Linked DNA regions of Homo sapiens: region 2 is linked to region 1. Evidence: read pairs that join two places in POLR2A ChIA-PET (ENCODE). Cell type or tissue: A673. All regions are shown on one strand. Links, peaks and the distances in the headings refer to the core of each region. The heading gives the core; the rest is flanking DNA.

Region 1 (4,394 bases), core at 253-4,252:
CAACTGATTCTCCTGGCTCAGCCTCCAGTAGCTGAGATTATAGGCGCACACCACCATGCCCGGCTAATTTTTGTATTTTCAGTAGAGACGGGTTTTGCCACGTTGGCCAGGCTGGTCTTGAACTCCCGACCTCAGGTGATTCATTTGCCTTGGCCTCCCAAATTGCTGGGATTACAAGTGTGAGCCACCATGCTCGGCCTTTTCTGTTTTTTTGATAGTGGCCATCCTAAGGGATGTGAGGTGATAGCAGTGTAGTTTCATTTGCATTTCTCTAATGATTAGTGATATTGAGCATCTTTACGTGTGCTTCTTGGCCATTTGTATATTTTCTTTGAAGGAATGTCTATTCAAGTCCTTTGCCTTTTTTTTTTTTTTTTTTTTTTTTTGAAACAGGGTCTTACTTGGTCACCCAGGCTGCAGTACAGTGGCACAATCATAGCTCACTGCAGCCTCGAACTTCTGGGCTCCAGTGATCCTGCTGCCTTAGCCACCCGAGTAACTGGGACTGCAGGTGCTCACCATCATACCTTGCTAACTTTGTTTTGTTTTGTTTTTTTCGCTGTCTCTTACAGAAAGGACTTACTAAGTTAAAAAAAAATTTTTTTTTATAGAGATTGGATCTTGCTATGTCTCCCAGGCTGGTCTTGAACTCCTGTTTGCCTGTTTTTTAGTTGGGTTATTTGTTGTTGTTTTGTAGGGGTTCTTTATATATTCTGGATATTAACCTTTTTTTTTTTTTTTTTTTTTTTTGAGATGGAGTTTTGCTCCTGTTGTACAGGCTGGAGTGTAATGGCTCAATCTCGGCTCACTGCAGTCTCCACCTCCCGGGTTCAAGCAATTCTCCTGCTTCAGCCTCCTGAGTAGCTGGGATTACAGGCATGCGCCACCATGCCCGGCTAATTTTTGTGCTTTTAGTAGAGACAGGGTTTCACCATGTTGGCCAGGCTGGTCTTGAACTCCTGACCTCAGGTGATCTACCCGCCTCGGCCTCCCAAAGTGCTGGGATTATAGGTGTGAGACACTGCGCCCGGCCATGATATTAACCTCTTATCAGATCTATGATTTGAAAATATCTTCTCCCACTTCATAGATTGCCTTTTCACTTTGTCGATTGTTTCTTTTGATGCCTGAATTTTTTTTTTTTTTTTAATTTTGAGATGGAGTTTCACTCTTGTCACCCAGGCTGGAGTGCAATGGCGCAATCTTGGCTCACTGCAACCTCCACCTCCCGGGTTCAAGCAATTCTCCTGCCTCAGCCTCCCAAGAAGCTGGCACCCACCACCACGCCCAGCTGGCCCGATTGATTTTTAATAGTTAAACCAACTTTGCATTCTTGGAATAAGTTCATCCTGGCCATAACATATTTATCGTTTTTAAATATTACTGGATTGAGCTGGCAAATATTTTAAGATCTTTGCATTTGTGTTCATGTGTAAAATTGGCCAAATCCTTGTCACATTTGTGTATCAAGATTATGCTGATTTCTGGCCAGGCGTGGTGGATCACGCCTGTAATTCCAGCACTTTGGGAGGCCGAGGGGGTCGGATTATGAGGTCAGGAGATGGAGACCATCCTGGCCAACATGGTGAAACCCCGTCTCTACTAAATATGCAAAAATTAGCTGGGCGTGGTGGCGCACTCCTGTCATCCCAGCTACCCGGGAGGTTGAGGCAAGAGAATCGTTTGAACTTGGGAAGTGGAGGTTGCAGTGAGGTGAGATCGTACCACTGCACTCCAGCCTGGCAACAGAGTGAGGCTCTGTCTCAAAAAAAAAAAAAAAAAAAAAAGATTATGCTGATTTCTGTGAATTGCTTGAGCCCAGGAGGCAGAGGTTGTAGTAAGCTGAGTGCACCACTGCAGTCCAGCCTGAGCGACAGAGCACAACTCTGTCTCAAAAAAAAAAAAAATTATGCTGCCCTCTTTAGCTTGGGAATTATTCCCTCTTTTTCTAGTCTGTGGAGACGGAGGGTTTAAGATCAATATCTGGCTGGGTGCGGTGGCTCACTCCTGTAATCTCAGCACTTTGGGTGGCCAAGGTGGGCAGATCACCTGAGGTCAGGAGTTCAAGACCAGCCTGGCCAACATGGCAAAACCCTGTCTCTACTAAAAATACACAAAAATTCGCCAAGCATGGTAGCAGGTACCTGTAATCCCAGCTACTCGGGAGGCTGAGGCAGGAGAATTGCTTGAACCCAGGAGGCAGAGGTTGCAGTGAGCCAAGATTGTGCCACTGCACTCCAGCCTGGGCAACAGCATGGGACTCTGTCTCAAAAAAAAAAAAAAAAAAGGAAGGAAAGATCAATATCTCTTCCTCAGCCAGGTCCGGTGGCTCATGACTGTTGGGAGGCCGAGGCAGGCGGATCACTTGAAGTCAGGAGTTCGAGACCAGCCTGGCCAACATGATGAAACTCCATCTCTCCTAAAAATACATAACTTAGCTAAGCGTGGTGGCGTGAGCCTGTAATCCCAGGTACTTGGGAAGCTGAGGCTGGAGAATTGTTTAAACCCAGGAGGCGGAGGTTGCAGTGACCTGAGATGGCACCATTGCACTCCAGCCTGGGCTACAGAGTGAGACTCCATCTCAAAAAAAAAAAAAAAAAGAAATATCTATCTATCTATCTATCTATCTATCTATCTATCTATCTATCTTCCTCTTTCTTCATCTTCTTTTTCCCTTCCTGAACAGTTCAAACCAAAAGTCATTAGGTAGGATCAAGCAAGATAGATGTTTACGTAGTGGGAAGGCTACAGTGCTGGAAGTGCCAGATGCTGGGGCCCCTGAAGCTGAGGTGAATGTCATTACAGGTGGCAGGTGGCAGCTCAGTACATAGAGACTGGGCCCAAACAAGATCAGAAGGGCATCCATGTAGGCAGGGGTGAAGAGTAGAGGAGGCCGGGCATGGAATAGTGAAGTCTGAAGCGGGGTTGAGGATGCTGAACCACAGGGAGGCCTAGAGTGGGGTGGCGGAGTCAAGTGGGGTGAGCAGGGCTTTTGCATGGAGAGGGGCGGCCGTGGCGCCTGATGTGGGCAAGGAAGTTGTGTCTGCATGGTTGAGGGAGTGGAGAGAGGGAAGAGGGTGATTGTGCCCTCGGGAGGGTAAAAGAGTCCAAGCATCCTAAGGAAGACGTGCATTTGGGGAGTGTGTGGCAGCAATAGTGGAAGACTGGTTACATACAAGGAGATTAATCAAATATGTAAGTATATTGAGTAAAATGGGAACCACATTTTTCACTGTCAAAGAAGGGAATTATAAACATGGAAAGAGAGAAACTCGAATCAACTCTGTGGTGTTGACTTTGAATTGAAGACATTGATACAAATTTAAGGTTTTCAGTATACAAAGTAAGACAGTTGTGAAGCAATCTGATTGCAGATTCCTTTTACATTTTTATTACCTTAATCTTTTATAAGTATCTCACCCTATGCTTAATTTGATGGCTCTTCTTTTTTTTTTTTTTTTTCTTCTTCCTAATAGAGACAGGGTCTTGCTCTGCCACCCAGGCTGGAATGCAGTGGCAGGATCATAGCTAACTACAGCCTTGAACTCCTGGGCTCAAGTCACCATCCCACCTCAGCCTCTCGAATAGCTATGAGCACAGGTGTGCACCATCACTCCCAGCTAATTTTTAATAATTTTTTATAGAGGCTGGACCCAGTGGGTCATGCCTGTAACAGCACTTTGGGACGTTGAGGTGGAAGGATTGCTTGAGCCCAGGAATTTGAGACTGGCCTGAGTTACATAGTGAGACCCTGTCTCTAAAAAAAAAAAAAAAAAAAAATTGGTGACACACACCTATAGCCTATAGCACCAGCTACTTGGGAGGCTGAGGCGGGAGGATTGCTTGAGCCCAGGAGGTTGGGGCTACGCTGAGCCAGGATTGCACCACTGCATCAAGGTTTTGAACTCCTGGCCTTAAGCGATTCTCCTGCCCCAGCCCCTCAAAATACTGGGATTATAGATGTGAGCTACTGTGCCCAGCCAATAGCTATTATTTTTGCAACTCATTATCAAGTTCTTCCAAAGCTTTCAACACGGCTTTTATAGTAGTAATAATGGCCTTTGTTTTTGCATGTATTTCATCAATTTACATGCTTAATTAAATTTGGTGTTAATTGCAATAAAAGATACAATTGGAATAAACAGGTTTGAGAACAACTACAACCAACCCTTGGTTTGGTAAGCATAGAACTCAACTGGAGGGAGCCGAAGATTGTCATACTACCAGCAAGCATTTGGCAGACCATGAGCATTAGAATGACCGTGAGGTTAGAATGTTTTATAGAGGGAAGGGAATGTGCCAGTTAGTATGTTGTGATAGCTAAGTGGTTGTTGCATAGAAGAACTTGTACAGGTCTGTGAGGCTGGGATAGCTGCAGCGTAAAGAAGAAGTGG
Region 2 (4,394 bases), core at 144-4,143, 260 kb after region 1:
TCCCACATATCAAAGTTACCACATTTCCATTTACTAGTGGGAGCTTTCTTACCCCTGGGAGGACTTTCATGTTGTGAAGAGCATTCTGAGCTTCTAATGCAGCTTTACGGGTGTAAAATGTAACAAAACAGCACCCTGCAATAAATAAGATTTCATAAAATCAAACTTTGGAAAGCAGAGAATTCCTAGAGCAATCCTTCCTCCACTGACAGATCAGATCTTAAAAGAGGGCTGGGTTTATTAAAATTAGTGAGAGGGGGAGGGTAGTGGAAAAGAACGAATAGAATATCTAGCAGAGGAATAAGAGATTATTTTCTATACACTTTATTGTTTTAGTCTCCTCCTAGTTAGTTACACTATAAGTCTTATTTAGCTGCTCATGTAACTTCTCTGGAAAATACGACTTCTCATAAAGAAAGGTCATGTGCCATTTGACTCAACCTACCCTACTTGGAACACCAGGTGGTATATGAGACAAGAAGACAGATGGGGCTCTATACTTTTGCAGCCTGTAGTCTACCAGGAACTCTTTCTTTCCCTGCTCTCTCAGAATAAACCACTCCCTACTTCGTAGCCAGATTCTACCATATGCCTCAAACATAATTATCACTTATTAAATTATAAAATGACTTAAGAGCAAGCACCTCTTAACATCTTTTTTTGGACTCTTGGTTCTCATCAAATATAATTAAGCTTCTAAAAGCACATGGTGCTGCCTCAGATCTGTAGATTTTGTGCTTTGTATCTTTATTTTGGGTAGTAGGAGAGGAAGTATATCTTGTAAATCTTGGGCTTAAATGTTCTGACACTCCCATATTCTCATGAGATACAATATAGATTTTTTTTTAAATCATGCTGCAGCAGTTAGAACTACAAATTACTGAAGGTTATATTGCCAGTCATGTTCAGAAACTATTATACTTTATATTTTTAGTTAACCATGCCAAAAAGAGAAAGTAATTCCTCTGCTTCTAGATCCTCTGCTATTAAGCTAGTTTCAATATGATAATCATGCTTGCTTACATTTGCACTGTTGGACAGCTTTCACAGAAAATTATTTGAAAACTGGTAAAATGGAAAATAAGAACATGTCTGTGTGTATATACGGGGCAAAGTTAATACCTATCTACCATCAGTCTTGTGAAACTTCCACTCTGCTAGGCAATTCTGGAAGCAGCTCCGCCTTTCCTCTCCTGTTCACTTTGTGGCAACAGCAAACAAGCTGCCTAAACAAATCCTTTCTATTTGATAAACTATCCCGCAAGGCCTCTGTAATACTAACAAGAAACCAATGGGTATGTGGACAGTCTTTCTCCTTCAGCTTATGCTAGCCCAAACACTAAAGAAAACTTTATGTGGTTTAACTTCAATTTTATCTTTGTTATCTGTTCCCAAGGTCAAATAAGACACTCACGTGAGTCTGTCTCTTAAATTTAGAACCCTCACAAAGGACTGCCCAAGACCCAATTTACAAATTATCCTCATGCTAACACCTTAACTTTTTAAAGCCATTAAATATGTTTGGATTACAAGATATTACTACTATAAAAGGACAGATTTTTTCCAATAGACAGACAGACAGGAGTATTCTGGCAATGACAGAGAGAATGCACATGAAAGAAATTACATATAAAAATCCAATTTTTTGTATCCTGTTAAAAACCCAAAGCCCTCACCTGCTCTGAGAGTCAGTGGAAAAAATAAGATAAACCAAAACCCAAAGCCCTAACCTTTGCTCTGAGGCGGGTTTTGGCTCCTATCCCTTAGGACGTTGATTTCATACACAGCACCATACTGTTCGAAGAGTTCCCGCAAGTCCTTTTCAGACCAGGTCCTTGGAACCTGGCCCACAAACATCTTGATAGCATCAAGATCTGGTTGGTCTGGGTGGTCCAGGGTGCCGTTCATTTTCTTTGAGCTGTGTGAGATAAAATGAAACTTCTATTATGTAATAATGTTGCTTTCCAGAGGAAATTTTCTTTTCTTTAATGATCTTAACTAGTTCTGAGAACGTAAGGGAAAAAAAATCTACTTCTTTCACTACTTCCATTCAGTTTACCAGAGTTCCCTGGTTCTCCCTCACCATGGCCACCCATTCCATCAGATGCCAAACTAAAGTCACCATTCTGATTGGGACATCCCAGCTGTTACCAGGGAACTGACAGTGTACATTTCTTATCTAGCATGAGAATTACCATGCTAGAGGAGGAACTTAAAGGGTAAAACTCCCAAAACAAGATCAAGTTTTAATAACTTTTAAGCATAGTTAACAAAACAAACACTTAAAAAAAGGCCCACAAAATAACAAAGGACTATTGATTACAAATAAGATTCAGAACACTTCAATGTATACAATGACAGGTGAAGTTTCCTTTCAGTAGAAGTTAGAAAAGAAGCACTTGATTTTCAAGGATTAAACTAAGGACTAGAATGCTGGCCTTTGAATGTAGCTGACTCATGTATAATCATAATGCTCGAGTTAGGTCTCCAGACCAAAACAGAGCTCCACCTCTTATATTTCCAGATGATTGTGCGATGAACATAAACAATGTTACCATCATTTTAGATTTTCTGTTTCTGAGTTATCCAATTTACTGCTATTACTCTAAGACCAGTTAAGATTCCCTTACTGAGGGCAACCATTTTAACGATCCCAAGTTTCTCTAGTCCTATCACATTGTACTTGTAATTCTCCTATTTCAGTTTTATTACCTTTAGAACCTGAAGGATAATCAGCTATTTTAATACCTTCATTCCTATCTTGCCACTGTAAACAACCTAGGTGAATTCTTACACTATAGATGTTTCCACTCAGAACATACCATCTTGTTTTTTTTTTTTTTTTTTTTGAGACGGAATTTCACTCTTGTTGCCCAGGCTGGAGTGTAATGGCCTGATCTCAGCTCATGGCAATCTCCACTTCCCAGGTTCAAGAGATTCTCCTGCCTCAGCCTCCCAAGTGGCTGGGATTACAGGTGTCTGCTACCATGCCCAGCTAATTTTTGTATTTTTAGTAGAGACGGGCTTTCACCATGTTGGCCAGGCTAGTCTCGAACTGACCTCAGGTGATCCACCCGCCTCGGCCTCCTAAAGTGCTGGGATTACAGGTGTGAGCCACCACGCCTGGCCTCATACCATCTACTTCAAAGTCCTTCGTCCTATTTGTTTCTAAATTTAACTCTGAACATTTATCTAAACCATTAATAACTTAAATTCCCAATATCTAGCACTATTAGCTTTTCTGTTAGTATCTGCTTAATCTAAAAATCATATACAAAAATTGCCACGTTCTAATATCCAATCCCAAACAACATGCTAGTTTTTTTTTTTTTTTTTTGAGGCTGACTTTCACTCTTATTGCCCAGGCTGGAGTGCAATGGCATGATCTCAGCTCTCTGCAACCTCCTCCTCCCAGGTTCAAGCAATTCTCCTGCCTCAGCCTCCCAAGTAGCTAGGATTGAAGGCATGCACCACCATGCGTGGTTAATTTTGTATTTTTAGTAGAGATGGGGTTTCACCATATTGGTCAGGCTGGTCTCAAACTCCTGACCTCAGGTGATCTGCCCACCTCGGTCTCCCAAAGTGCTGGATTACAGGCGTGAAGCACTGCACCCAGCCAATGTGCTAGTTCTCTTTAAACAACAACAAAAAAATCATTTTTCCACCATTGCTATCTTCTGAATAGTGTCTGAAGATCCTTAAGAATGCTGAATCTATGAAAGTAGCTCACCTTCTTTTAATTACTATATATTTTCTTTCTTTTTTTTTTTTTTGAAATGGAGTCTCGCTCTGTCGCCCGGGCTGGAGTGCAATGGTGCCATCTCGGCTCACTGCAACCTCTGCCTCCTAGGTTCAAGTGATTTTCCTGCCTTAGCCTCCCAAGTAGCTGGGATTACAGGCGCGTGTCACCATGCCCAGCTAATTTTTGTATTTTTAGTAGAGATGGGGCTTTGCCATGTTGGCCAGGCTGGTCACAAACTCCTGACCTCAGGTGATCTGCCTGCCTCAGCCTTCCAAAAGTGCTGGGATTACAGGGATGAGCCACCGTGCCCAGCCTATTTCTTTATTTTTTATTTGAGACAGATTCTCTCTGTTGCCCAGGCTGGAGTGCAGTGGCGTAATCTCAGCTCACTGCAACCTCCACCTCCCAGGTTCAAGTGATTCTCATGCCTCAGCCTCCTGAGTAGCTGGGATTACAGGTATGCGCCACCATGCCTGGCTAATTTTTGTATTTTTAGTAGAGCTGGGGTTTAGCCATGTTGGCCAGGCTGGTCTTGAACTGAGCTCAAGTGATCCACCTGCCTTGGCCTCCCAAGTGCTGGGATTACAGGCCTGAGCCACCGCACCCAGCCTTGAATCTTTTATAATTCAACACTTACAGGGGTTATTCTCAC

What was found. Peaks named below come from ENCODE experiments on the same cell type or tissue, not always from the same donor. Only the 100,000 strongest peaks of a DNase experiment are listed, where the experiment ranks them.
Region 2: POLR2A ChIA-PET joins it to region 1 with 14 read pairs; 4 of 35 experiments call an interaction of 5 or more read pairs at or near these places.

The regions. Positions count from the first base shown.
Region 1 is chr11:47,226,374-47,230,767 of GRCh38, forward strand. The region is part of intron 3 of DDB2 (damage specific DNA binding protein 2); the gene reads left to right. Among named protein-coding and RNA genes, the nearest start is that of DDB2, 14 kb to the left of the region's middle. In A673, for the core only: no CTCF peak of the experiment used is centred there; no DNase peak of the experiment used is centred there.
Region 2 is chr11:47,487,107-47,491,500 of GRCh38, forward strand. CELF1 (CUGBP Elav-like family member 1) reads right to left here. Exons shown (of 15, transcript NM_001376376.1): 4 at 1,731-1,918; 5 at 53-135. Among named protein-coding and RNA genes, the nearest start is that of RAPSN, 40 kb to the left of the region's middle. In A673, for the core only: no CTCF peak of the experiment used is centred there; no DNase peak of the experiment used is centred there; H3K27ac peaks cover 848 bases.